Linked DNA regions of Homo sapiens: all the other regions are linked to region 1. Evidence: chromatin loops called from intact Hi-C (ENCODE). Cell type or tissue: PC-3. All regions are shown on one strand. Links, peaks and the distances in the headings refer to the core of each region. The heading gives the core; the rest is flanking DNA.

Region 1 (10,176 bases), core at 2,225-7,224:
ATGTAAAAGATCTAATCCAACCCTTCCTTTGACAGATGATGAAAATGAGGCTCAGGAAGAAAAAAGGAATTTCCTAATGTACACAGTGAGTGAAAGGCAGAGCCAGGACTATAAACTAGATATCCTGACTCCCAATCCTATCCCTAATTATAGCCGCCTTTTTCCCCCTGAGAAAAGAATCAGGATTAACCAAATGCAGATTTAGATGCTAGTATATTTTATATGTAGGAATGTGATAGTTGTTATGGAATATTTGAAAAAAAATGTATTTATATATGTCATTCTGTATAGAGAAATTATAAAAATTATCTATAAATTAGTATGAATAGCAAATGAAGCTTATGTTCAAAACTCCCACTTCCAACCTCCCTGTTTACTCAGCAGCATGGGATTATGGAAAGAACATAGAATTTGGAACGGAGTGAGCTTGGATTCAAATCCCAATTCCACCACTTAACTGCTGGCATGACCTTTATTTAGCAAGTTACTTAGTCCCTTTGAGCCTCAATTTCTTCATCTAGAAAATGGAGATACCGAAACCTGTTTCAGTGATTTTTGTGGTGCATAGGATATATAGTATGGGAACACAGAACCTGGTATAAAGAGATGCCCATCACACATTGGCACCCCTCCTTAGATTTGACTCTCACTTTGCTGTCCTGATTTTGGTGCTCTGCTGGAAGCAAGGCACTGCCAGGTGCTAGCGACATGGGAGCCATATTTGAGAGGAAAGACGGCTGTCTGCTTTGTCATGAGCGGGACGGAAACATGGTTCTTGGAGTTTCCCTCAAGGTCACTTGGGAGCATAATGTTGTTTCCTACAGGACATCAGCTCAGGAAGTATGCCAAGGCCCAGGGTTGCTTACCACAGAGAAATTATCTCAAGATTGTTCAATGTCAGGCCTTGGTATTACTGGCTGGCCTTAGAGCGGTCTGTGCACCAGGCTTATATATCCTAATCCTCCAAGTCTATTATCACCTAACAGCAGCTTTTGGTTTTGGCTCTTGGAGTGTCAACTGCTACAGCCTCCTCTTGGTAAGCTTCCTTATGCATTATGTATTTATAAATATTTATGTAAGGGAGAGGGGTGGGGGGAGGAAGGAAAAGAAGGAAAGAGGGAAGGAAAGAAAGAATGAAGGAAGCAAGCTCAAGGATACAACAGCGATTGGCCTTTGAGAACTAGGAAATAATATTTTGTTCTGAGAGTTAATCTATACAATCAGTCTGTAATGGATCTGATCAGAATATGCAAAGTCGTCTTAAAGTGGTAGAATAGATTATTAGCCAATAAGACTTTTATATCAGTGGTTCCCCAACCTGGCTGATGATCAGAGTCACTTGGGATGCCTGTAAACATTCAGATTCCTAGACTCCTCCACAGACCTAATTATTAGAATTTCCAGTAGAGCTATACAAGCCCGTTATTTCTTTACATGTATCCCAGGTGCTTTTGTGGCAACCGGCTTCTTCCTGGTCAGCAGACTGGCTTTGGGAACCACAGGTGCACTGCAAGAAGTCTCAAAAGGATTAATATATATAAAGAGCAATGTGTTGGTCAACAGAGGGAATGTGGGGAAAAGGGCACACATGGTACACTGGCTCTTGTGTGCATTGTTCAGGAATGGGGGCTTCCGCCACAGTGCCTGAAACATCTAGATCATCTGGAGCAGATTCCTGTTGAGGAGACAGAGGCTCCAGTTGAGCAGAGCCCTATGTTATCAAACATTTGAATAATATAACTCTCTTTGTCAAAGTTCCTTGTTCATTGAGCAACTTTCAGATGATCTCTCTTCCCATGCAACTGGCCTGTAGGGAGAAAAGGGACAGATCAGGCCAAATGTTTCCCACTGTAAATTAATAAACTGGCATTCTGGTTATATATCAGTCTCTTGTGGATTAGTATGAGTCAGCATCTCTTAGTCTGATCAACTCAGAGGCTCTGTCAAGATCCAGTTTCTGATGCTGTAAAGCTGAGGGCCCAACCCTAGACCTCAGTGTATTCATCAGAGTAAATGTGTCCCAGGAGGTCAGCCAGTTAGCATTTCCTGGAGAAAGGAGGTGAGAAGGAACCCATTTCCCAGGGAAACACGGTATGGAAGACCTTCTTGATGCTTTACTGGGTACATGAACTGGGTGAGGTTCTTATAAGAACAGTTCTTTAAAAAGCCTTTTCTGTTCTCAAAGGGTTTTCACATATATTAGCTCATTTGATATTCACAACAATCCTGGGAGGTAGGTCAGGCATATATATTATTATTATTACTTCAGAGATGAGGAATCTGAGCGCATAGTCACTTACCTAAGATCCAAAGTAATGACAAAAGTGGGAGGAGAATCCAGGTCTTTTGACTCTTAGACATTATTCTTTTCACTTCCTCTCTCATTTAACAAAGTAAATACCATAAGCAGACCCATAAAGGAGCAATAGAAACACTTGAATGGGATAGTGTGGGACTGTGTTTGCATGTCTTTGTGTTAGGGGCTGGGTTAAGGCTACAGACATGGAAAGGCAAGTTGACAGACAGCACGGTAGAAGAGAAATCAGGCCAGTGGTGCTAATAAGAAAGCACACTCAATTTTTTTCTTAGTTTAGAAGAATGAAGTCTGATTCAGTTTAATTGAACAAATTATTTACTGAGCACCTATTGTGTGCAAGGCCTTGTGTACTAAGTGCTACCAATCGGAGCAAAGTTTAGAAAAGAACATTTTGAAACATGTATTTTGGTGTGAAGAGTGACCCTGAAATCATTTTCCTTCTTTAATCACAGCATCGAAAAATGCAACCCACAACCAGGGTATTTAAGGGAAAATGGGAATGGGGAGAAGCTGATTGTAACTAGAATTCTGGCAGCCAAGACCATTTGGAAATTTGGGCTTGATGACTCTCATTAAGGATGGATGTTCGTGCAAAATTTTGCTGGGCAAATATGAAGGGATGCAGCTTCCTCGACATTTTTCCATCTTTATATTTTATGTCTTTAAGTCCTTGGTGACTTCACTGGTGACAGTTTCCAAAATAAGTCCTGTTTTTTTGTGTCTTTTTAAATTTTTTTTTACAATGGCATGAAAACAAAATGTAGACTCCAGTGGCCCAGGATTTGTGAAAAGGGCAGGTCCCAGGGCTCCTCTTTCTCCTACTCTAACAAGGGCTTCAGTGTGATCTACAGCTGGGAAGAGGGGTTCCAGCCGGACATCTGTTAGCGAGCCTACAAACAATGCCCTACGGCTTGCTCCAGTCTTTGCGTTTTGCTAACTGGTTGATCATGTTTTCACTTCATAAATCTGTACATTCTAATGTGAGCACTAGCGGGGTAGCAAAAGGAGGGAGAGCTAGCTGCCTGTTCCCCACCCGATAGGTTCATGTCTGGCTGGATCAGCCTCCCACCTCTCTGGCTGATTCATCAGGCTCAGTCTATTCAAACAGATGGAACTTCTATTTAGGTATTTTAATAGCATGTATTTAAGATATCCTATTGAGAATCTGATCTGACAGAGGTTTGATGAAGTGTTAATGTGCTGAGAAACCAGGCTCACTAGGCACATAACTTCTTTCCCCAAACCAGATAATTTAAATCAATTTAGTTAGTACTTAACTGAGGGACTACTGTGCACCAGTATGTGTCTAGCATTGAATTAAGAGAGCCAGGAAAGAAGCAGAATGCTTGGCACACAAGCCCTTGGAAACTTCTACTCTCTCTGGGGAGAAATGGTACATGGATGGATGCATTTGAAGTTTACAAACATCATTAACTACTGTGTGCAAGGGGTTTGAGCATATAGTCAGAGTAGTGGCCACAATACCTCTTTTATATCAAGCCTACCTCAAGCAATTCAAAGGCAAATGGCTTTCTATTGTCTCTTATGATTAGAAAAATGGAATAAAAGGTCTAACATTGAGCACTTCAGTTAGATATACTGCACACTCTTCAATGCACCAAGTTCCTTTTTGACACCATGCTATTTATTGCTTCTGTTATTGCCCTGACTTTAGGGGATATCCACTCCCCAACCTGCTGTACTATTCAATTCTGATCCTTCTTTTTTGATCAAATTTGACCTTTTCCAAAAAGTTTTTGCTCCCAACCTTCAGGCAATCATGATAATGACAATATCTTTCTTTCATAGCCTTTACTATTAGTACCATGCCCTTTGGATCTTCAACTGAGTAACAGCATATACTGTCTTGTATTGGTCTTGAATCTTGCAGGTTTCTAACACTTGAATATACAACAATACAGTAAGCCCTTTAAGGATAAAGGTCAATTTATATTTGTTCAGTTAATATTTGCTCAGTACTGGCTCTGTACTATATCATAATTGCAGTGAAAACAAATATGTACAAATGAGAAAAGATTCTTACAAGTAGGGCATGGTGGCTCATGCCTGTAATCCCAACACCTTGGGAGGCCGAGGTGGGAGGACTGCTTGAGGCCAGGAGTTCGAGACCAGCCCTAGCAACACCTCATCTCTACAAAAACTACAAATTTAAAAATACATATATCTTGCTCTCAAAGAGCTCACACATTTTGCTACTCTGAAATGGAATGATAATCTCCTTCTGAAAAGCACTTAGCATAGTGCCAGCTACAGAGTAAGTCTTCTCTAAACAAATGCCATTATTAGTTATTATTTCTTTTAGACTAAATGGAAGAGTGGGAAGTGGAAATAAGAACCGAGAAAGGAAGTTGCAACTGTTAAGATGCTTTTGGAGGCAGGTAACAGAAAACTCAAAAGACTTAAACAGTAAAGGAAATGTATTGGTTCTCCTAAATGAAAAAGTCCAGAAGTAGAGTAATGATTGGTTGTGATTCAATGAGGGCTTTGGCTTCATTTCTCTGTGATTCTTTTGGTACTGCTCTCCCCCTGCATTGGCTTTATCCTCAGGCAGGTAGCAAGATGACTACAATAACTCCAGGATTCACGTTTACACACAACATGCAGAGAAAGAGAGGATTCATCTCTTCTGATGAATTACTTTCATAAAGTTACTTTCTTAAAAGTAACTTACTTCTTTCATCAAAGCCCCAGCAAATCTCCCTTCTCATCTCAGTGTACCAACTGAGTCACAAGCTTTTTTTCAACCTATTCCTTGGTTTAGGCTAGGTTCCTGACCCAGGTACAGGTTAGAGGATGTGATTACTATTTCGGTTAGGACTTAAACTGCAATGGCAGTCAACCCCCAAATCTCAGTGGCTATTTAATACAGCTAAAATTTTATTGCTCTCACTACATGCCAGTGTGGGTCAGCAGGGGGCGCTCTACCATTATAGTCACCCTAGGACAGAGGCTAATGGAGGCTTCACCTTGACACAGGCTTTAGCAATCATTGTAGCAGAGGGAAGGGGGTCTGGTGAATCACACACTGGCTTTTAAAGGCGTTTGCGTAGAAGTGACATATATCATTTCTATTCACATTTTACTGGCCAAAGCAAGTCATATGGTCACTCCTAACTTCAACAAGCTGGGAAATACAATTCTACTATGTACCAAGGAGAACCAGAATATTTAGGAACAGCCCCAATTACTACTGTAATTACCCTTGGCTCAATCAGGACCAGCTGTGGATATGACTATAGCATTAGCTTCTCTTAAAACACATGTACTTCCTTGGTAAGGGGATCCCTTAATAAAAATCAGATATTATAAGGAAGGAAGCAATAGATGCTAAGTAGGCAAACAGTAATGTTTATTATAGAAGTTCTATGAAGGCAAACTGGTTTCAGACATCAAATAGAGAAAGCAAGACCATGAACAGATTGGCAAAGGTTGAGAAGCAGCTACTATAAGAATGTAGCCACCTAGAGATCTGCACAGCAGAAAGGGCCCAGATGAAAATAGGCAGCAAGGCCAAAAGTGCATGCGTTAGTCTCTTTGCTGTTGCACTTCCCAGCCCAGGAGTGGGATCATAAGAAGCAGATCAGGAAGAGTAGAAATGATGAATGATTTGACTGGCTTTGTGGGAGGTCTTGGGTTGTTGAAGGATCGAAGAAGCCAAAGGGTTCTCCAACGGGCAGTAGGACCCAAATGAAATTTGGGCAAAAGTCGTATTTTTAAACTAGGATAAGTCCTTGAGAAGGAACCTACAACAGAAACAAAGACTGTAGTAGATGGTACACACAGATGAAATGTTATTCAAATATTGAAAAATGGAGGACAGCAATCTCAAAGAAATAGTGAAACAAAGGCCTTCTGTCCCACAGGGCCTTACAGGTGTTAAAAAAAGGTTTCCATGGGAGAAGACAGTGTAAGTTTACATTAGAGCTGTGTTTCTACCCAGGGGAGGCAACACAATTTATAAAAAAAAGAACTCTAAGACCAGGTCCAATGGCTCAGGCCTGTAATCCTAGCACTTTGGGAGGCTGAGGTGGGAGGATTGCTTGAGGCCAGCAGTTCAAGGCCAACCTGGCCAACATAGTGAGACCACATCTCAAAAAAACAAAAAAGAAAGAGAAGGAAAAGAAAGGAAAGGAAAAGAAAAGAAGAGAAACTCTAGATCTGCAGTTAAGAAAATCAGGTTTGAGTCCCAGCAGTGACTACAAATAGCTTGAAATGGGTAAATCAGCATAAACTTCTTTCAACTTGTTTCCTCAGCAGAAGAAAAGGGATAAAAATGCCTCCTCTATCTTCCTCAAAGCTTTATGTAAAAATCGAATTAGACAGGAAAGCCTCTTGATAGACTAAAAAGCCCTAGTGTATGTATGGAATTTTAATACTGAAGTGAGTCAGTGGCAGGGGTTGAGAAGGTTAAGGATATGGGCAAAATGCTGTCTCCAATTGAATAGGGCCCAGAGGGAACTATAGAAGTGGAGATAACAGTAGGCTGACAGGTCTTGTCTTGGTCAGTTCTTTTAATTGCAAGGGATAAAAACCCATCTCAAATTGGCCCAAGAATAAAATAAAATGTATTGATTCACATAACAGAAAATCATTGTAAGGGTAAGAATGGCTACAAGTGTGGCAGAATTTAGGAGCTCAAGTGTCATGATTGGAAATCTGTCTCTCTCCACCTCTAGTCTCTGTCTTAGCAATCCTTGTAGAAAAAAAGAGTGGCTTTTTTTTTTTTTTTCCATTTCAACAAAAACCCTTAGGTAACTTGATTGTCCTGGAACCCATATCCAGTCACTATGATGGGTGTCAATCCCAGCTGAATCACATGGATGGAGAGTGGGGAAGGAATAAAAACTGTGGGGAAGTAAATGAAAACCACTCATGTTCACCATAGGAAGTAGGTTTAAGAGGCTTGCTCCAGAAGTGATATGGCGGAGAAGAGGATGCAGGAAAGAGGAGGGAAGAAAATCAAGGGAGGATCCAAGGTGTAGCCTAGGTAGAGTATCACTCAAGGAGAAAGGCAACTTTAGAAAGGGACTTACCAAGCTCATTTTGGGGGATGGGGAGGTGGTGTGGAAAGACATCTGTGAGTCAAATAAGGGGAGGGCAGCGAGGACATAGTTAAGAATTCCCAAACTGGCCCAAAATACTTTTTGAGAAATAGTAGCGTAGGAGGGAAAAGCAGCCACTGTCATATTCTTTCAGTTAGTTCTTTGCTTGGTGAGTGTTTTGTTCCCAACTGTTGGTAGGGGCAGGGGAGGAGGTGAGAGGGGTAAGAAGGCTACATCAGTAGGAAGCAGCCAGATGCCTAAATGATGTTGGAAACATGGACACAGATGCCCGTAACATTGTGATAATTTTATAGCTTAATGAGTCTCAGTGAAAAAAGCAGCAAAGAAATTATCACTAAATTTACTAGAAGTTAAGGCCTGTAAGAAATGTGAAATGTGACTGACATATACCACACGGTAGGTCCTCCCCACCCACACACTAAACATAAAGGCCCACCCTGTCTTGCCTTTTTTCCACCCTCCTACATACACATAATACCTGCACACAGGCACATAGCAGCAGGAAAGATTCCCTTGGAACATTGTCAGAATCATTCTTGAGACCTCCCAGGTAGCTCACTACCCTGAAATGAAAAGCTGCCAGCCTCCGGTTTTTGAAGCTGGTAGAATAGGGCTGATTAACGCTGACTCCATACTGCACAAATACTGTGAGAGGCAATTTCGCTCTGGATCCATCCTCTCAATGCTAACAACTGCCATCACTACCACCCCTGATATAGGTACCGTTCCAAGCATGTTCAAACAGAAGGGCCTCACCTCCATGCTTAACCAAATGAAGCTATCAGCCCACTGCTGATCCTGTACTTGAAGGCTTGACTATTACAGAGAATTGGAGCATACAGATCACAGTTCCAGATTAAGGCACTAGAAGGCTAGGATGAATCCAGTATGACTCAGAGACTGAATCCCGGGGAAAAATGTAAAGGGTGACTTAGATAACCTAATTCCTTCCTGGGGGGGGTTTGTCTGGAATTCCTGAATTCTTACCTCATATGCATATATGCATATTTCCTATTAATCTCTCCTTTGTAGTTATTGCCAGGAAATCTCTGATCACAGACCCTAGAGTTCTGGTATTCTCTGTTGACTCCCACATCCCACAAGAGACATCTTGTACTACTCTCCATTGGATAACAGTAATTACTGCAGATAGTACAGGAAGAAGTATTACTTCAAAAAGAAATAGCACAGAAACACAGAACATATGACCCAGCAATTCCTAGGTATATACTCCCCAAAATTGAAAACAGGTACTCAAACAAATACTTATAGAAACATTCATAGCAGCGCTATCCACAATAGCCAAAATATAGAAACAACCTAAATTCATCAATAGCTGAATGGATAAACAAATTGTGGTATATACATATAATGGGATACTACTTAGCCATAAAAAGGAACAAAATACTGATACATGCTGCAACATGTAAAAACCTTAAAAACATGTTAAGTGAAAAAGCCAGACATAAAAGATCACATACCATATGACCCCATTTATATGGAATATTCATTAAAAGTAAATCCACAGAGACAGAAAGAAGACTGGTGGTTGCCAAGGGTTGGGGGAAAGGGAGAATTAGGAGTAAATGTTTTACAGATACTGGGTTTTCTTTTGGGGTGATAAAAGTGTTTTGCAACTGAATAGAGGTGGGGGTTACATAATACCATGAATATACTAATTGCCACTGAATCGTTCACTTTAAAATGGTTAATTTTATGTCAAGTGAATTTCACCACACACACAAAAAAAGTGGGGGAATACTGATTCAGCTGGCATGCACATGTATCCCCCAATACCCTCCTTTCTTTCTACCTGAAGGTGAGGGTGGATCAGGCATTATGAAGCAACAAGCATTTGCCAAAGCAGGCTAAGCATAAAGATAAAAGGAACCTGGGTCTTTGATATCATGAAGGCAACCACAGAACCACCATTTTTTATGAAAATAAAACTCCTAGATTTAAGAACAAAACAAACAGCATAATCTTTGTTCTTTACAAATGTCCTCTTTAAAGAGTGATCTTAAGGTAGACTAAGTGAACAAATTAATGTGCAAGTCTTGGGCTAGATGTATTTTTGGTTAAGGGGCTTCACCAGGTGCTGGGAAAATGCCCTTTGCTACACAGATCAGCACTTACCATCCGTAAGCATTCCAAACAGGAAGTTCTGGACAAAAAAATTAATACAAAATAGCATCACAGATATTAGGTATAGAAATAACGACAGAAATGGAAAATAGCAGCCCTTTATATAAGGTCCATAGTTTACTCATGGCCTGAAGAAGTTGCCACTTAATTGTTTATTCATTCAACAAATAGGTATTAATGACTATGTGCCAGGCATTGAGCCAGAATACTACAGGGAGCAAGAAAGATAAAGCTTCTGCTCTCATGGAGTGTACATTCTAGTGGGGCGGGAGAGGATAAGTAATAAACATATGAGCAATTTAACATACAATATCTATTAATACATGCATCTAGATCAACACATTGGACTTCCAACTCTCCTCTGATTTAGGACTGGCTCTTAGCTCCTCCATCTCTGGCATAGCTTCACAGGATGCTCAGGTTCCTCAGTTACCCAGAAGTCAGAGCTTCGTCAATGTCACACTATTGGTCTCAGTAATTAAAAACTTCAGTTCCTTATCGCCATTACTGCAGTTTCCTTCCATTCTATCCTACTTCAAGAAAAAAGCAACAAACAAAACACATTACCCCAACCATCCCCAACCCACCTCCCCACTGGGAAAAAATAAACCAGAAACAAAATCCATTCGT
Region 2 (10,176 bases), core at 3,439-8,438, 170 kb after region 1:
TTCTCCCATGTCTGCCCTTGGATCTAGCAGACTTAGTTCCGTAATACCATGAAGATAATTTGAAGCTTAAGGGCTGAATTTTATTTTACAGAATGAAACTTGAGGCCCTGAGAAGTTAAGGGTCTTGTACCAGGTCTCACCAGCTTACAAATGGTAGGACCAGAGCCACAACTCAGGGCTTGAGCCTGCTCTCCTCACCACTCTAGCACACAAATCTTTGATTTGTTATTGGAAGATTTCACCTACCCATACCTTCTGTTGACATCTAATCAAATGTGTTTATTATCTATCTCACCTCTTTTTTCTCATCCCCATCGTCACTTCCTCCAGGCATTTATGTTTGAATCATCTTTAAGTCTGGCGGTCACAAAGTGGGGACTCAAGGCCTCCAGGTGTTTGGATGAGAACTACCACAAGTGCTGGGAGCCACTCAAGAGCCACTTCACTCCCAACTCCAGGAACCCAGCAGAACCTAATTGAGACTGGAACATTGCTACCATAATTAAGAGTAGATTTGTGAAGATTTCTTCAGAATCTCATGCTTTCTGGTAGTATTGGAGGAGGGGGTTGGTTAAAATGAAAATTCACTTTTCATAGTCAAGTAACTCAGAACTTTTATGGAAACGCATTTGCAAAGTTCTATGGCTGTCACCTTAATTACTCAATAAACTTGCTGGTGTTCTGTGGACGTAGTGATTGGTCATAATCAAGTCTTGATGAGACAAACCTGGCAGGTCAGGTCAGTCTTGCTAAGATTGAACCAAGGCCCAGGGCCCTTTGCCTTGTGGTTGGCCTGAATGCCTTCATTCTAGGAGCACAAGTCCAGGCATATACTAGGTATCACAAGACCAGGCCATAAGGCCAAACGTTAAGACCATGAGCTGAGACTGGAGGTATGGCAAAGCTCTTAGGAGCCAATCCAGACATGGGGAAATTTAGGGGATCATGAGTGCTCCAAATATCCAGCTTTCAATCGATGAGGAACCGGGCCAATAGGCTGTCTAATCTTGGTAGTCACGTAGCAGCCAATATGATGATACTGGAGAAGAACACCAGCCACCAAGAAGTAAGAATCACTCCTTTTCTTGGGGTGACCAACTGTCCCAGTTTGTGCAGGACTATATCAATTTTTTCACTGAAAGACCCACATCCCAGGAAACCCCTCAGTCCTGGTCAAACCAGGACAGTTAGTTACCCTACCCTTCACTCATTTATCAATCCATTCGGTAACCACATGTTGAGTCCTTACTACCAGCTACAGTTGAAGATGCTGGGAATGAAGGGTTGAATAAAAAGAAGCAGGCTGTCCCCTTAAGGAGCTCACAGTCTGGAGAGATAAGGGCCAAAGAAAATCAAGGCCCGAGTATAAGGCCATGATAAAAATTTCCACTGTGTGAAAAGCTGTACCTACCAGTTCCCTTCCTATGGTCAGCATCCCTCCCAGAGCGCTGGGCTGCCCAAGACTTTAGATGTGAGTTGATTAGAGTCTCCTGGTGTGAAAAGACAGGCAAATCTGAACAGAAATATGATGGAAAATGATATTTTTCACTACTTCAGTTCTGTACTTTGCACATTTCCCCAGCTTTGTTGCCATAGTAGCAATTTTGATATGCTGCTACCAAATTTTCATTCAGTAAGATGTAGTGAGAGTCAGCTATGTGTCAGGGCCTAAGGATTAGGATTGCCAGATAAAATATATGAGGCCCAGTTAAATTTAAATTTCAGACAAACCACAAATAGTTTTTAGTGTAAGTATGTCCTATGCAATACTTGGACATTCTTATGTTAAAAAATTATTAATCGATTACCTGAAATTCTAATTTAAGTGGGCATCCTGTATTTTTATTTGCTAAATTTGGCAATCCTACTAGGGGTAAGTGGTCAAGGAGATAGGCATGGTCCTGCCCTTACCAAGGTTACATTACAGAGAGGGAGATGACATGACTTCCCCCTGGAGAGATAGCAAATAAAATAAATAAATAAATAAATAAATAAATAAATAAATAAATAAATAGAGGGAGTTCGAGTGCCGTGGCTCACACCTATAATCCCAGCACTTTGAGAGGCCAAAGCGGGCAAACTGCCTGAGGCCAAGAGTTCAAGACCAACCTGCCCAACATGGCGAAACCCCATCTCTACTAAAAACACAAAAATTAGCCTGGCATGGTGGCACATGTCTGTAATCCCAGTTACTTGGGGGCTGAGGTATGAGAAATGCTTGAACCCTGGTGGCAGATGTCGCAGTGAGCCAAGATTGCACCACTGCACTCCAGCCTGGTTGACAGAGCAAGACTCTGTGTCAAAAAAAGATAATAATAAAATAAAGAGAGGGAGACAACAAAATAAACAAAAATATTACAAACTGTGGAACGTGCTGAGAAGAAATCAAACGGGGATTGATATGGAATAACAAGTGGTATGAGCTAGGAGAGCTCTTTCTTCAGAGGAAGGAAGGTCTTCAGTGAAGATGTGACTTTAACCAGACCTAAAGGATAGGAAGGAGCAAGTCATTGGAAGAGCGGGGATGGGGAGAGGTGGGAAGGGGAGAAGCATTTTAAGAAAAAGCCTCATGGATTCAAGTGCCTGAAAGAGGAGTGAATGTGGGGTGCCCAAGAGGAAGCTATTGCGATAGTCCAAGCAAAAATAAACCTTGTCCTGAACTAATGAGGTAGCAGCAGAGACAGAAGTGGATAAATTCCAGAATGTTTTAGAGTAGACCTGAAATGACTTGGTGGATTGGATGTAATGGGTGACTCAAAGAAGAGTTAAGGACAGGGCTGGGATGACTGCTAGGTTTCTGGCAATGGTATTTCATGGTCTCAAAAACTAAGGTGAAGATATCTTTAAGGCTGACGGAGGTTGATACATTTTTTTTTTTTTTTGAGGCAGGGTCTCACTCTGTCACCCAGGCTGGAGTGCGGTGGCACAATCGCAGCTCACTACAGCCTCAACCTCCCGGGTTCAAGCGATCCTCCCACCCTCAGTACTGAGTAACCGAGACTATAGGCTCACACCACTACACCCAGCTGATTTTTTATTTTTTTGTAGAGACGAGGTCTTGCCATGTTTCCCTGGCTGGTCTTGAACGCCTAGGCTCAACCTGTCCTCCCACCTTGGCCTCCCAAAGTGCTGGGATTACAGGTGTGAGCCAACATGCTTGGCCCCGATATTCTTTCATATAAAAAAAGTCTATTAAAAATTAAACATTAACTAAGCAAAGAAGTCAGTACTTTAAAATAAGTTTAAAAATCGACCACTGTAGCAGAGGCTGCCAGTGGCTTACCTACATCCCATCAGCAATCACCATTCAGTGCCAACTGGCTGCTTTCTATTGCCAGCACTGGCAACTCTGCCTGAAGCCAAAACCAGAACTCAGCCAAAGTGCTTAGGAATGAATGGCCTTGGATGTAGCCTTAAACCCATGACAAATAGGAATTAGTGGATTAATACAGCAGCTCTGTCACCTCATACCTCTGAGGTTTGTGTTCTGCCCTGGCTCTCTGCAGCTCCCAGAGGAATTCTGCTCCAAGTGCCCACATGGCAACTTCTTGATAATGCACCCATTATTCACATCCTTCCCTTCCCTCTCACTTCCCCACTCTCCTAGGGTACTTCCTGGACTCTTCTCTCAACCAGTAACTAAGACAACCACTGAAATATTTCATTCACAAACCCCAGGCTTCCCCTTATGAGTTCATTCTAACACTATTCTTATACACATATATCAACTCTCACCCATTTCAGCTCACTCTACTCTCAATTTGGTGGCAAAGCCTTCCTAGGGCTAATGCAACATTCCTGGTTGACATCCACTTAGCACCCAAGCCCTTTTACTTTGTCACCCCACTGCTGGCTGCAACTCCTTAGTTGGAGGCAAGATTTCATCCAAGCCAGACTGTTCATACTAATTATAAGAAGATTTCATTTCCTTTTGTTGTGCCTCAGATCAGCTAGAAAGTTTCCTGTATCATTTTCTTAATTCCGTTTTCTAAGATGCCTTCCTCTACCATGCTCCCCAAGAAATATGCCATCTCTTTGCTTAGAAATAGAAAACCTTAAAGAACAGAAAGCACCCTGATTAAGTTTCTTCCAATGACAGGAGAATTTTCTGCCAGATCCCCTTGGCATCTCTCTCTCTCTCTCTCTCCATATATATATATACACATATATATACACATATATATATATACACATATATATACATATATACATATATATATACATATATATACATATATATACACATGTATATATATATATATATTTTGTTAGAGAGGGTGCAATAACAGCCACCTTCTTTCTTTCTTTCTCAGAGATGTCTTTCACAGCCCAGACTACTAGCAATGGCTCAGGACTAATGGTGCTCAACAGAAGCAATTTTGTCCTTCCCACCCCAAGACATCTGGCAAAGTCTAGAGACATTTTTTGTTGTCACAACTGGGGAGGGTGCTCCTGGCATCTAGTCAGTAAAGTCTAGACGTTCTGATAAACTTTCCACAATGCCCAAGACAATCTCCCACAACAAAGAACTACGTAGTGCTGAATGCCCATAGCACTGAGGTTCAGAAACCCTCCTCTAGAAACAGTGGTTCTCAAGTTCATCTGTGCATTGGATCTTTTGACAACTCCATAACTCACAGTGCCCAGAGCATGCCTCAGATCAACCAAATAGAAACACTAGGGATGAGACCCAAATATGATAATTTTTTTGAAACTCCTCAGGTGATTCCAGTGCACAGGCAAGGATGAGGACCATTGTTTTAGGAATTTCAAATCAGTATCCAAAACACCCTCTATTTCCAACCTCAGATCCTGGTCCAACTCAGGGACTGGTTTTGTTTTATTTATTTTTCAGGGACAGGGGTCTCACTATGTTGTCCAGGCTAGCCTCAAATTTCTGGGCTCAAACAATCCTCCTGCCTCAGCCTCCCAAGCAGCTGGGACTACAGGCATGTGCCACCAGGCCCAGCCATATCAGGGTTTCTTAAGGTGTACAGAAAGGAGGTGAAAAATCCCTGAGGCTCCCAACATTTGAGTAACATAATGGGATGAGCTGAGGTATAGAGTGAGGGATTGCCCTTCAGGGCAGTGTTAGATATGAGTTCTAAATTTCTTTTCAAAGAATCAATATGTCAGTATGTTCAATTCTTTGCCTTCTACTTTTAAACTTAACTTTCTTGTAAAGCAACTTTTTTAATTACCTGCTCCACCCTGACTCATGCCGATTATCTACTCTGCCCTGACTCATTCCAATTACATGCTCTGTCATAACCATTTTTCCCGACGAACCACTCACCCCTTCAGTCTGTTTAGATTAGCCAGTCGTAATTAGTTTAGCCTGTGTGATCTAACCCTAGCCAATAGGGGAATGACACAGCAGCAGGGGCCACATGCGTCAGGGATAAGAACCCCTTCCCCTCCCTTGTCCAAGTGTGTGCTCACCATTGCTCCATCTGTAAGGGCGCACCCTTCTATATAAGTAACTTGCCTTGCTGAGAATTAAAAAGAAAATGTTATATCTGAGTGCTATTTCTTTTGCAGCACCAAAACTTTATTTATAACAATTTGGGGGCTCATCCGGGATTACATTCCACTCTGGGGGCAGTCTCTGGTTCTCTCTCATGAGGAGGCATGCCCCGCCCCCTTGTGGTGGCCTCAGGGGTGAGAAATCAAGACTCACCCAGTGCAAGGAATAACCTGAGCTCTCAGCAACATGGGAAAAAAAAAAAAACTGGCCCACAACCTAGCTTAAAGGATCCTCACATACTGCGACAATGACTCTGTGCACAGACCAAGGAAGGAGAAGCCACAGGAGCTGGTAAAGTATTTCCTTGGTGGTCGAGACTAAGGAAAAAGCTGCGAGGCGGTAAATCATTCCTTGGTTAGGACATACCAAGTAGAGAGAAACTGCAGGGGCAGTAAAGCATTCCTTAGTTAGGACTAGGGAAAGAAAGCCACAGGGGGCAGTGAAGTATTCCTTAGTTGGGAAGCCTTGGAGGTTAAAAAGACGTGAGAAATCCCCATGATGGGGAGGTTGAACCTCAAAAAGAGGTAAGAAATCCCCATGAGGGAGGGTTAAACCTCAAAAAGAGGTGAGAAATACCCATGGGGGGATTGAACCTCAAAAAGAGGTGAGAAATACCCATGGGGGGGGTTGAACCTCAAAAAGAGGTAAGAAATCCCCATGGGGGGGCTGAACCTCTAAAAGAGGTGAGAAATCCCCATAAGTGGGGGGTTGAACCTCAAAAAGAGGTGAGAAATCCCCCATGGTGGGGGTTGAACCTCAAAAAGAGATGAGAAATCCCCATGGGGGACGTTGAACCTCAAAAAGAGGTGAGAAATCCTGATGGGGGGAATTGAACCTCACACAAACCTCCGGTAGTAAGAAAAATATTCAGAACTCCCCTTTCCTTTCTTCTTGGGGGAAGAAAGAGTAGCTCCACTCCTGCCAGTCCCTCCTCCAGGGGAAGGGGAAGGAGACTGGAGAACAGCAGCCTAAGCAGCTGGCAGAGGCAGGGAAAGAACAGCAGAGAGGAAAGAGGGAGAGAGAGAAAGTGGGGGGGAGAGAGAGAGAGAAAAGAGAGAGAGAGAAAAAAAGAGAGGGGAAAGAGAGACAGAGAAAGGGGAAAGGGGGGAAGAGAGAGGGGAAAGGGGGGAAGAGAGAGAGGGGAGAGAGAGAGAGAAAAGAGAGAGAGAAAAAAGAGGGGAAAGAGCGACAGAGAAAGGGGAAAGGGGGGAAGAGAGAGAGGGGAAGGGGGGAAGAGAGAGAGGGGAAAGAGAGAGAAAGGCAGAGAGAGAGGAAGAGACAGAGACAAAGAGGGAGTCAAAGAGAGAGAGAGAAAGAGAGAGGGAGAGAAAGAGAGGAAGAGACAGAGACAAAGAGGGAGTCAAAGAGAGAGAGAAAGAGAGAGACAGAAAGTCAAAGAGAAAAAGAAAGAGACAGAAGTAGTAAAGAAAAAACAGCGTACCCTATTCCTTTAAAAGCCATGGTAGATTTAAAACCCATAATTGATAATTGAAGGTCTTCTCCATGACCCTGTAACACTCCAATACCACCTTGTTGCCAGTGTAAACAAGGGCATAGCCCGAAAGCACTGAGGCCACTGACAACCCGTAGCCTTCCTGTCAAAAATCCTAGGCCGGGCGTGGTGACTCACTCCTGTAATCCCAGCGCTTTGGAAGGCCAATGTGGGCAGATCATGAGGTCAGGAGATCAAGACCATCCTGGCTAACACGGTGAAACCCCATCTCTACTAAAAATACAAAAAATTAGCCAGGCATGGTGGCGGGTGCCTGTAGTCCCAGCTACTCAGGAGGTTGAGGCAGGACAATGGCGTGAACCTAGGAGGCGGAGCTTACAGTGAGCCGAGATTGCACCACCGCACTCCAGCCTGGACGACATAGCAAGACTTCATCTCAACAACAATAATAATAATAATAATAATAATAATAATAATAATAAATAAATAAATAAATAAAAATCCTTAACCCAGTAACCCGCGGATGGCCCAAAAGCATTCAATCTGTAGCGGCAACTGCTTGGCTAGCAGAAGTAGAAAAATAACTTTTAGAGGGAACCTCATTGTGAGCACACCTCACCAGTTCAGAACTATCCTAAGTCAAAAAAAAAAAAAAAAAAGGCAAAAAGGTAGCTTACTAAATCAAAAATCTTAAAGTTTGGGGCTATTCTGTTAGAAAAAGATGATTTAACATTAATCACTGATAATTCCCTTAACCCAGCAGGTTTCCTAACAGGGGATCTAAATCGTAATTAATTACCATACAAAGGTCCGACAAGACCTAGGAGGAACTCCCTTCAGGACAGGACAACAATAGATGGTTCCTCCCAGTGACTGAGGGTAAAAGACACAATTGGTATTCAGTAATTGATAGGGAAAACTCTTGTAGAAGTAGAGTTAGGAAAATTGCTTAATAATTGGTCTGCTCAAATTGGAAGCTGTTTGCACTCAACCAAGCCTTAAAGTACTTACAGAACCAGGAAGGAACCATCTGTACCAATTCTAAGTTAATTTAGACTAAACAAGATCTTATTAATAGCAAAGGATAATTGAAATCCCAAACTTACAAGGTTTTCAACAAAAGTAAAGTTTGCTAAAAGTTAATAGTGTAACATGTATTATCCTAACTTCTAATCTTGAGGCCTTAGACAGTCTAGTCCACAGACATGAAGGAAGTTTACTTTGGAAAAGAATGGTTATCATCTTTGTGTAGAAAGGAATGTTATATGGTAAAATCTTGTCCTAAAATAAATTAACTGGTTGTTTAAAGAAAGGGATATTTGCAACAAGTCAGAAAGTTGAGGCATGTCAAACAATTGACTGTGAAAGTCGTGAGAAAAAAATGTTATAAAAGGGAATTTATGAAAGATGTGTTGTATAGTTTAAAAGTAATTAGGCCTCCTGAATGTAAAACTATTGAAGAAACAGTTTATGTGCAAGGTGTATAAGGAAAGTAAAATATACCTTTGGTAAAAGGATTATAAGGAGGCATAAAAATGTGGATTTTTATCTATTAAAAGGTTAAAAAATACTTTGTTTTAAAGATTTAAGCAAGTTTTGAAATGTTAATTGTGAAGGAAATTCTGTGTGTAAACATATTCGCTAAAGTTAAAGGGGTATCATCCAGTTTGTCTGTGAACTGGACATTAAAATAAAAGCACAACAGTTTTTTCTTAAAGCACTAACCTGCTCTTTAACAAAAATTATAAAAGGTTAAAAAGAGCCTATAAAAATCTTACCCTATGGTCAGACATTAAAAATTGGATAAATATGTCTACAAGGTTTTATTAAAATTAAGTTTAACATGAATAACACTAATATAAAGGTGAAGTTTAGCTTATTTGGTATAAAAATCATACAGGAAGCATTGTCAAATATAAAATGGTGTTTGGCTTTCTTTAGTCTAAAAGCTAATAAAAATACGTGCTAAAGGAAATTTCTCAGTAAGAAGGCACCGAGGACTATAAAGTCCACTGCTGATGTCCCCACATTTAAAATAAAAGATCAATTTCTTAGAAATTATATACTTGGTTTATATACTTCCACTTTATATTATATACTTCCACTTTCCTTTCCCTCAAAACTGAGTCTTTTTGCATAGGTACCACCCCTAGAATTTCCAGTAAACCAGCACCAGCCTGAGGATCACGTTCTCATCAAAGGGTGGAAAGAAGGAAAACTTGAGCCAGTCTGAGAATGACCCTACCTTGTGCTGCTAACCACCGAGACTGCTGTTCGCACAGTGAAAAGGGGATGGACTCATCACACCCGGGTCAAGAAAGCACTGTCCCCCTCCAGAGTCATGGGCCATAGTCCCAGGGGAAAACCCTACCAAACTAAAGCTAAGGAAAATTTAACTCTTTCATCTATGCTATTACTCTTTCTTCTATCCTCGCTCTATTGCTGACCATCTAGTTATTAACATAACCAAGTCAATTTTGCCTCAAACTATTACATTTAATGCTTGCCTTGTTATACCCTGTGGGGACTTGCCAAGTCAGACTGCTCTCTACTTCAGAAAAGTACGTTTGTCCCTCCTGACTCTCCTCAGACTGGGCATTAGTGAATTGGGACCATTTAATCTGAGGAGACTTCAATAAAAACCCCAGTGTCAACCAGGATTCTTGCTCCCTGATGTAGAGCTTTTATGCCATAGTTGGTCCAATGTTCTTTGGACCACTAAAGAGCAAGAATGGACTGCCACAACTGGTTTTTGTAATTTCCTAAAACCATACATTCATTTTACTAGAGGGACAGCCCCCCGCCACCAACTGTCAGCTAAACCGGTGCAATCCTATACAGGTTATTATCTCGAACCCTCAAAGTTGTTCCCCTTTTCTAAGCCGGTTCACTTCTTTAAGCCTGTTTTATGGTATGGGGGCTAAGGTTTCAGGAACAGACCCTTTGGATTCTTTGAAATGCATTTCTTTGATCCCCCGCCACCTGCACCTTCCTCTAAGCCTTCTTCCAAAACCTCTTACAATTGAACAATTGCTCCTCCGCCATCTAACGACAAGACCAAGATAGCTATCATAGAAGTTAAAGACTTAAAACAAACTTTGGCAATTAAGACAGGATACCAAGATGCAAATGCCTGGTTGGAATGGATCAAATATTCCGTCCACACATTATACAAAAGCAGTTGTTAACGCTTATG
Region 3 (10,176 bases), core at 2,109-7,108, 100 kb after region 1:
CCAACTTTATTCTATGAATAATTTAAATCATAGGCTTCTTTTTTTGAAACAGAGTCTCGCTCTGTCGCCCAGACTGGAGTGCAGTGGCGCGTTCTCAGCTCACTGCAGCCTCTACCTCCTGGGTTCAAGCGATTCTCATGCTTAGGCCACCTGAGTAGCTGGGATTACAGGCATGTACCACCATGTCCAGCTAATTTTTTAAATATTTTTAGTAGAGATGGGGTTTTGCCATGTTGCCCAGGCTAGTCTTGAACTCTTGACTGGATTTGCCCTCCTTGGCCTCCCAAAGTGCTGGGATTACAGGCGCGAGCCACTGCACCTGGCCCATGGGCTTTTTCTTGAGAAAGGTTTTTAAAATCACACCAAAATTAAAATAAATTGATTAAAGTGGCACTATAAGCATATTATTCTTGCTTTTAAAAAGCCTCTTAGCTTCTTAAACTACAAATTTTACCTTAAAGGGCAACGTAACAAATACATGAAAAAATTGCAAACCTTAAACTAGGAGTGCTTCATAAGGACTAATTTATGTACACTTATGCATATATAGAGGATTGAGTCCCTTGATGAGATAACTAGCTCAATGAGAACTGAGCGCGTAAAAAAGCTAAGAAATGGTTGTCATGTAAGCCTGTTAGGATCCCAGAAAAAGATCCTGGCCAGCAATTTCAGTCATGGTCATGTTGTTCACAAATAGGATTTCTGCAACTGTGCACTGGCATTCCAGAAATGCAGTGGTGGTGGTGTAATAGTACTAGTGAGCAACATTTATTGAGCACTTACGGGTTGAAAACTGTTTTAGTTATTTACATACATTATCTCACATGCATCATCTTCACAATCAACTCTATAAGACAGGTACTATTACTATCCTCTTTTTAAAGATAAGAAGGAGAGACGTAACAAGACCAAGGAAGTTTACCCAGGTCAATTAGGGTATTCAGATTCAGAGCCTGTGCTCTACAGTTAAGCCTCTTTTGCACTTAATTAATCCTTCAACTCACCTTGAGAATTTGGCAGCTGAAAAAACTCTTAGAAATCATCTAGACCAACAGTTACCCAAATCTGATTGTGTATTTATATTACCAATAGTACCTATGGAAAATTTTGAATAACCGTCCCACAGCTGGAGCTTTTTATTCATCAAGCCTGGCAGGAGGACCAGGAATCTGCAGTTTTAACAAATAACTCAGGTGCTTCTGATGCCTTTATTCTATGAATCAATGTTTATGAACACTGCTTGGTTCAGCCCCACCTCTACCCCCAGCTTCTGCCTGCCATTCCATTGTTTTTTACATTCTGCTTTGCAGCGGAGAGCCCCTCATTTTTCTCAGCTGCCACAATGGAATATTTGATGTGCATACCCCAGGTAGTCAGCACTGAACCATGATATTCCAAAGGATTCTTGCTATATAGATATATAATATTCTTGTTGAAGAAGTGCTGAGATTACTTTGAACATTATTTCCAAAGAGAAATTTACCATTGAAAACACTTAATTTGTTTCAGCGCTTACTTTAATATATTTTAGAATGTATCTGTTTCTAGTGCCTGTGGGTTTCTCTGATAATCGCGTGCATGTGTGTGTGTGTGTGTGTGTGTGTGTGTGTGTGTGTTATTCCTACTTGCCTTACAAAGCCAAGGCCATCTTTTAACTGTGAGTCAGATGTAAAGGTACTCAGGTAGTGAGACTTTAGCACATACAGTCTCCAAAGAGTTCAAATATAACATGTTTTTGGCCTTTATCAGTGTACAGCTTCAAGAACACAGCACACATAACAATAGGAGAGGGTCAGAGAATGCAGGGAAGAAAAAATGAGGAGGAAAATTGAATACAAGAGTTTCAAAAAGAAATAGCAATCAGAAATTCAGCAATTAAATATAAAGCCTCAAATAAAAACTAATGTAACATTATTAGTGCTAACATCAGTTACTGTATAAATTTCCTTAAAACTGTAGAAAAGTAAGAATTAACAAATGTATACATCAAAGGTGGAATCAGAGTTAATAAATAACTGCCTGAATACATGCAAATTGTTTAAATTATAAATAGGTGAACCATTACTTATTTTCTAAAATCCTGTTAGGCTTATTGTACCCTGTAAAAACTTTTCTCTGTTACGTATTTACTTTGAAGCGATCATATTGAAGTATCTTCCCTAGTTAATAGTCCTTTCTCAAGCTCAGTCAAGCTATTTGGAGCTATTAATTTTCAGGCTTTTCCCTCAGCCATGATAAATGGCAGATGGCTCTTTCAGCTCTAAATTTCTTATCCCAAAAATCATAGTGTTTCTCTAGGCTGGTCGACCTGAAATTATGGAACCATAGAATTAAGGTTTTGGGGGTGTTTTTTTGTTTGCTTGTTGTTTGCTTTAGTTTTTGTATTTAGTACTTCAGCTCTATTTAGAATTGTCTCAAACTTTTGACATTCTGATGACTAGCTAATCAATATCTATTTTATAAAACATTTCTACCACAGATCTAAGGTTTGTCTCTTATATGCCCCAATTGCTGTAGAAATGTGTTCAAACACTATTTCAAATACCATAGTTAGTGCAATGATGTTTCAGTCTACATAATCCATATATGGAATTATCTTTATTGTGGTAAGTGCTTGTTGTGCCTGAAAATTCAATCTGCTAGCATTTTCTTAGATTGAAGAGAGGAGGACTAATATTTTACTACCCAGTATGTCCAGGTATGGATTATTTAATTTTTCACAAAAATCCCGTGAAATAAAATATTGTTATCCCCATTCCACAAATCAGTAAGCCCAAATTTAAAGGTTTAGTACCCTAACCAGTGTTACACAGAGTAGAAATGTTGGGATGGATATTCTGATTTATTGCTTGCTGGCTTTGAAGACCCCTAATTTCTAGTACTCTGTGATCTTTGACAACTTTGTTGTAGCCTCTCTTTTTTGTGGTTTTAGAGAATGTATTATCATTTCTGGCTAAAATTTAAAGTGTGAGCCTTGAAATGTTGCATATGAATAAAATAGGAGGCTTCATTAGAAAGGAATCATGTGGGCCTGGAGATTGCAAAAACAGAATAAATGTAATAATAGTAATTTCAGTAATTTCTAGGGGCACAGAGGGTCTATAGCTAAAAGACAAAATTTCATACTTGCAAAGGAGCTTACATGATAGCCCTTATAGTTTGGTCTTAGGTACATTTCAGGTAAAAATCAAAGTACTCTATCTCTCAAGGTCACAAGTCAATGGTGACAAGCAAAAAAAAAAAAAAACAGCTAGACTGGAATTCCAGCGGATAGTAGGCCTTTTAAGGTTTTAAAGTTATTGTAATGATTAATGTTCCAGATCGTTTTGTCCCTTCTGGGCCCATTTTTTTTCCCTATAATAAAATTCCATCAAAGAGTAGTAATATATCTTTATTATCAAACAATAGTAGTAGATGTTTATTACCAAAAATAATATATCTTTGTGGCCTACCAAAAGATGTAGTACCTTGCATCTAAAGAGAAATCCTTGGCAATTGTTCTGTTTGTTCTTTGCACCTCTAAATCCTTATTTTCTTGCTTTCTCCGATTCATATGAACTGCATAGTACTAAATTAGTTGAGCACTGGTGATTAACTAGTACTAAAAGTGAAATGCTTACTGTTTTTCATGGCTCTCTCTCTCTGGTTTTCGGGGTAAATGTAGGTAGGTCACTCCAGTAGTACCTTGGTTTTGATATTAGTAAAATATTAGTAATCTTGTCTTCCTCTATGAATTATTTGATGATGAATACACTGATTTGGTATACTCTAAAATTGTTTAAATTACAAAGATTAAGTGACCTTATTTTCCTTTAATACTTTCCTCCTTTGTGCACCATAATTTGAAAATTATTTGAATATTTTGTGAGAGTATTGTGCCTAATAGTATTATGCCTACAGAAATATGCAACAGGATAAGTTATGAATAGCAACGAGCTTGGGTTTCCTAACTTTCAATTGTGGATCTTATGTTTTATCTTCTAGGACTGCACAAATCCACGGTACTTAGCTGCAGGTTCTTCCAATGCTGTCAAGCTCAGTAGGTTTTTTGATAAGGTAATGGTTTCAATTAAGTTATTTTTAAACTTAATTTATATATTATGAGAGTTTAAAATTTTTTTGTAGAATCCTATGACCTTTATTTTTTTGTCCAAAACTTCACAGCCTGGAATAATCCTTGTTTTGATCTCTCTTATCTGTTGGTATAATTGCCCAAGGCCTGCTGACGTATTTATTCCATCACCAGTGTTCTCTAAGTAAAGGGCAAAAGCTACTGGATTTAAATGGGGGTTTTAAAAAGATATCTAATTCCTCTCTTTAAAAGAATTTCTACTTACCCATTTTCTAGCTCTTTTTTTCACTTATTCACCCTCCCACCCCCATAAAGGCACTGAACTGAGGAGATTCTGCTTAAAGCCCTGAGTTCTTTTTGCTCTCCTAGCTGTTAATATTCTCTACATAAATGTTACTGTTACCTTTTAAGGTAATGTCTTCTTGATTTCCTAGTGTTTCCCTCTCAGAAATATTTGCATTCCAATTATTGACTCTCTGCTAACATTGTTTTATTGTCCTCAGCTGGAAGGAAAATGTAGAATGACTCAGCATACTGGTAAATTAGAGCACTCTTTGTCTTTCCTTCACAAAGCCATACAACTTTATTGCACATAGTATTGACCAAGTTTAAGTTGTTTGTCCAATGCTCACATTGCATAGTAAGGTAAAACAGGATGTCTTTCTGCATGTATTATTGAAAAAGGTTAATTCCTGTGTTATATTTCTTTTTAAGTGACATCTCCTAAGAAAATCATCTTCCCCATAGCTCTTCTTTATCAATCATTTTTTTCTTTTAACTATTTAGGGATTTAATAATTGGCCCTTTTGTTCAGCATTGGATAAGCCCCACCTTTAGATAATTTGGGATTTAATATTTGGCCTTTTTATCAGCACTAGATAAGCTCCAGCACCCTCCTCGATTAATATTAGGCCACTAGGAAAATTTTGCTTCACTGCAAAACTTCTTAACTGATATGTGGGAAATAGGGTACAGATGTGCCTAGATGCTGATTTCCCTCAGTTCTCAGAGCAGCCAGGGTCCTCAGGGTGGGGGGGTTGGGTGATTGGCAACCGCTTCCATTTTCTCCAGTGTGCTATACAAATATTAGCATTTTCTACGTGTGCCATGACATGAAAAATGTTGTGCAGCACTGCAAGGAGCCAGATTTTTTGCCCACATTGTTTTCAAACTTAAAATATAAGAATTTCCATTTGGTTTAGATCTATGGCCCCATCAATACAAAATTCTGTCCCTTATGAGCAACATCTTATAGATCTGCCCTGACCTGGAAAGATCCCACAGTATGTTGTTTAAATTTAAAATTTTATTAGTTCTAAAATTAAAAAATAAGATATACTAAATTACATCCTAGAGAAACTGGGTTATTGATTGGTATAATCCGAGTTGTCAGGCAAGGCTTTATTTTTTAAAAAATCAGGAGTACACATTGCAAGTCAGGGGTAAAGAATTATGACCAAAACCAAAAAGGTAACTTCTCTTTTATTGCCTGAATCACAACAAAATGTATGTGGGTTAGGAGGTTGGCCAGACCTCCAGACTGAGGTGGTTGCCTGAAACCAAAGGAGCTGACAACCAGATTTCACCCAGTTTTCTATACATCAGTTCTTCCAGAATTTAGCATAAAGATTTATTCTCCAGCCGGGCACGGTGCCTCACGCCTGTAATCCCAATACTTTGGGAGGCCGAGGCGGGCAGATGACGAGGTCAGGAGATCAAGACCATCATGGCTAGCATGGTGAAACCCCATCTCTAGTAAAAATACAAAAAATTAGCTGAGTGTGGTGGCGGGCGCCTGTAGTCCCAGCTACTCAGGAGGCTGAGGCAGGAGAATGGCGTGAACCCAGGAGGTGGAGCTTGCAGTGAGCCGAGATCGCACCACTGCACTCCAGCCTGGGTGACAGAGCAGGACTCCATCTGAAACAAACAAAAAAAAAAGATTTCTTCTCCAAAAGGAAGTCTAACTCCTTCTCCAGCCTCTTTCAACTAGTAGTAATTCCTCACGCTCCAGAATAATCAGATTTTCCTGTCCTGCCATAGAGAGGAAAGGGAATCAGTCTCCTTCTTGGTTTTTGTGGGATTGTTTTAAGATGTACACTAATGATAAACCAACTTTTCTACCTCTGGGGTAAGTGAATGCAACTTTGCCCTGGTGTCTTGTGGCTAAAAATAATCCAGCTATAGTCTCCAAGACAGCAAGAATCTGGATGAATGGCTGTCGCACCAGAGAGAGCAAGCTGGTCTTGGTCTTGGATCTGGATGAATGGTCTTGGTGTTGAATCTGGATGAATGGCTGTGGCACCAGAGAGAGCAAGCTGGTCTGTTCTCATTCAGAGGAACTCTTAGCTGCATAATTTCAGATTTGAATGTCTTAGAGTTCATCTCCAGCTGATCTGTATTATTATCCGATTAACTTTTCTTATCACAGCAGGTCTATGTAAAGAAAATACAGCTATTCCTCAACTTGCGATAGGGTTATATCTCAGTAAACCCCTTGTAAATTGGAAACATTGTTAGTCAAAAATACATTTATTACACCCAACTTACCAAGCATCGCAGCTTAGCCTAGCCTTCCTTAAACATGCTCAGAACACTTATGTTAGCCTACAGTTAGGCAGAATCATCTAACACAAGCCTATTTTATTAAAAAGTTGTGAATGGCTCATGTAATTTATTGAATACTATACTGAAAGTGAAAAAAGTGCCCATTGTATGGGCACTCAAAGTACAGTTTCTACTGAATGCATGTTGCTTTCACACCACCATAAAGTCAAAAAATCGTAGTCAAGCCATCCTAAATCAGAGACCATTTATAATACTTCCTCTGTAACCATTGCAGTTTCTCAAGTGTCAGAACAGAATTTATTATTCTTGAAAATGTTTTTCATCATCTGGAAACATGGTGCTCTTTAGGGTTTACAGCAGTTTTGGGAAAAAATGAAAACATGGTGCTCTTAAACTTATTACATTTGGACATATATTTTGAGGGTTTCTTTTCAATAATGGTGATGGATTTGTGCAGATACATCTGCTGCTTGAACATGTTTTTTCTACTTATCAAATGCAGGTAATTCTGAAACTACTGAAGTAAGGGTGCAGTTAGTTAAAAAAAAGTAGACAATTTACAACAGTCATTAGACTGCTTTTGATGTTGTGTCATCTGTCTATATTGAGGACATATAGAATTTGTCACCACTTACTATAGGGATGTGGTGGTTTGCTATGTTAAACAGTCCCCTCTTTAAGAAATAGACAAGACTATTGTAGCAGGCAAGTGCTTTTTTTATTTTATGGATGCTGTTTAGTACCTTTTGGGACTGACTGCTAGGAAACTTAGAGTCAGATTTGCTGTCATACTCTAAGAATTGCATAGGATCTTATATCATTCTATCATTATTTAGTTTTTGTTATTCATTTATTTTTTGATCTATCATTAATGCGTTTTGGAATGAGGCAGGCTTTTATGGAAATACTCTCACAATTCTGATCTCATTAACACCAGATTTTTAGCTGACTGTACTACATGTCTACTGCTATGGAAAAGATTCTTAGTTTGGATATATTCCTTTTAGTACCATTAGTGGTCGTTGCAGTTAGCCACTTTTTGCAGGTATGTGTGCTAAGCCTTTAAAATCTTTGTTTTTCACAGGTCATAGAGAAGAGATACTTTTTAAGAGAAGGTAATCAGGTTGGTATCTCTTTTCTTGATAAAATAGATTCTTAAATTTTGATAGGTGATTTCCAAATTTAAGTTCAGAAGTAGTTTTAAAAAGTTGGGGAAAGCCCTTTATAGGCACAAGCAACTGATTTCCTTCTATCCTGTTAAATACAAAAGGAGAAAATCAGAACAAAGGGAAAATAAGGATCTAGGAAACAAATATAATCTAGGAATAAGATTACATTATAAAATAGAAGAAGAAAATAATTTGCTTGGGACTCCAAGAGTATACGTTCAGGGTCTGTCACAATACAAATAATTTCTATAAAAGTCTAGTAGGTATTATGAGATTTACCTTCATTCTTTCTGATTTAGATGACACTATCACCAATTTGTTGGGAAATGTTTTCCATTTGGGTAAGATTTATTTTTATTATTTAATCTGTGGTTTTCTGAGTAAAACCTCAGAAAGTTGTTTTTTTAAGAAACAGCAGGCTGACATACAGAAATGGAAAAGAAGGGAAAAATTACTATTAGTATTTGAACTTTTATTGCTTGAGACTTAATGCAATTATCTTTCTTGCCTACAGATTCCAGGCTTTCCTGATCGGAAAAGATTTGGGGCAGGAACATTAAAGAGCCTTCATTATGACTGAATTACACTCATCCTTTGGAAGAGTGAGCAAGCAGTGGCAGTTTTTCACAGCTCATCTTGCTGTGTTCAATTATTACCATCACAGCCTTTTAACAAAATCATCTTAAAATGCTACCCTTCAGCCTTACCCTTTAATGGAAAAATGAAAGGAAGTGACAATACGGGAGGTCCAAACTTTGTCCCTGTTCTCTGTGTTCCTTACCTTTCTGTCCCTGTGTATAGATTATGTAAAAGCCTTGTGTAAATATGAGATGTTGTCAAAATGATGCAGTAAATGAGCAATGACAGTGTACTGCAGAGAAAATTTACTCTTGCCTAGAACTGGAGGGTTTTTATGGGTCTGTAATTTTCCCACACTCATTGCTGAAAGCTTAATTAAGTACTTCAAAAACGTATCTCCATTGTTTTACCTTCTTGAGGGGAACGGTCTTGTTAACCAGCCCTGAGTTGTCTACCCCAAACAATCTCTGTCATTTTCAAAGATGCAAAATGGTGTTATTTAATTGTCTCCACCATTGTCACACACAGGAATGCCTAATAATAGCAACCCTTGTCTCCCTCTTCTCTCCTTTGCAAATGGCTCAGTGACTGGAAGAGGCGGACTAATAGCCAGAGTTAAATATAAATACAAATTAATAATACATAGAGAACAGCAATACCAGAAAAAAAGAATTCTGGTAAAATGATGTGAAAAATTGACAGCTCCCTCACTCTTAAGGTTGCTGCTATATACAGTCTAGGTTTTCTGTTTGGAAATAGGTAGGGTAAAATCTAAGACCTGCACAAGGGCAGTGAGAGACATTTACAGCCTCCTCTCTATTTGTTTTTTTAAGGAAAAGTCAACTCCTGAAATGTCCCTTAGCTATAATCAGAAAACTAAGAATATTATTCTGTGTCAACAATGTATTTATGGAGAGAAGTAAAAATAAGTTCCACAGCAACACATTTACATGAATTATGAACTAGGATTCTTGGATTTCATAATCACTCCAAAGCTTTTTGGGGATGGTGTGTGTGTGTGTGTGTGTCCGTAATTGTTCATCATTACTTTTTTTAACCTATCTTTTTGCTTGCTTAATCTTCTCTGCCCCAGTTCTTCCTGAGTATATGAATTTGATTTCTAAAAACAATTTATTCAACACTCTATCACCCGTATTCTCTCTCTGGCTCTGCTGCAGGTCTCTGCACTCCTGATTTTGCTCCATACTTTTAAATAACAATAATAAATATACAGTTTTCATTTCTCATTTAAAAAATAGGTGGAAAACACCAAATTCACTTTCTGTTCCATTTTAATTAGGTTTCAGAAGTATCTTGGAAATCAAGGTATGCTGCAAGAGGATATTAAAATAAGAATGTTAGAGAGTCCTTTTAGAAAGGCAGTCTTGGGAATTTGGAAAAGGATTTTTAAAGCAGCTTTCATCAGCTAGACTGTTCTCCAGCCTTTCTTTACTTCCTCTTTGAAAGGACATAGCCCTGGTTTCTTTTTGACACAAAGGAAAGCTATGCAAATCATGATCTGTATGTAGAATTGGTCACAAGTATGTTGTTGCATAGGCTGTACAGTTGGGAAGTAGAAACCAAATGCTACCCAGAGACCTAACCCAATTAAGCTCTTTGTATTTCTCCTTCAAGAAATAAATCTTCCTTCCTTCTTTCTTCCTCTTTCTTTTAATTTTAAAAAAATTCATCCTGATTTTTTTATTTTCTATCTTATTTAAAAAATAAAAATAGGCCAGGCGCGGTGGCTCACACCTTTAATCCCAACACTTTGGGAGGCGGGTCGATCAC

Evidence for each region. Hi-C counts contacts between places; a loop is a spot of excess contacts. Peaks named below come from ENCODE experiments on the same cell type or tissue, not always from the same donor. Only the 100,000 strongest peaks of a DNase experiment are listed, where the experiment ranks them.
Region 2: it touches region 1 in a loop (10-fold over the local background); 10 of 110 quality-filtered maps call a loop at or near these places.
Region 3: a loop joins it to region 1, with 8 times the contacts of the local background. A loop is called at or near these places in 6 of 110 quality-filtered maps.

The regions. Positions count from the first base shown.
Region 1 is chr3:120,790,314-120,800,489 of GRCh38, reverse strand. No RefSeq gene overlaps it. Among named protein-coding and RNA genes, the nearest start is that of LINC02049, 41 kb to the left of the region's middle. RefSeq lists an enhancer at 5,134-5,428. In PC-3, for the core only: a CTCF peak has its summit at 5,258 (motif pointing right); a DNase peak (open chromatin) is centred at 5,279; H3K27ac peaks cover 392 bases.
Region 2 is chr3:120,618,684-120,628,859 of GRCh38, reverse strand. It overlaps HGD (homogentisate 1,2-dioxygenase), which reads left to right. Exons shown (of 14, transcript NM_000187.4): 14 at 331-688. The coding sequence ends at 480. Among named protein-coding and RNA genes, the nearest start is that of NDUFB4, 27 kb to the right of the region's middle. In PC-3, for the core only: a CTCF peak has its summit at 5,665 (motif pointing left); DNase peaks (open chromatin) are centred at 5,279 and 5,669; H3K4me3 peaks cover 892 bases; H3K27ac peaks cover 2,189 bases.
Region 3 is chr3:120,688,033-120,698,208 of GRCh38, reverse strand. RABL3 (RAB, member of RAS oncogene family like 3) reads left to right here. Exons shown (of 8, transcript NM_173825.5): 6 at 3,985-4,056; 7 at 7,722-7,760; 8 at 8,321-10,176. The coding sequence ends at 8,386. Among named protein-coding and RNA genes, the nearest start is that of HGD, 11 kb to the right of the region's middle. In PC-3, for the core only: no CTCF peak of the experiment used is centred there; a DNase peak (open chromatin) is centred at 4,608; H3K27ac peaks cover 936 bases.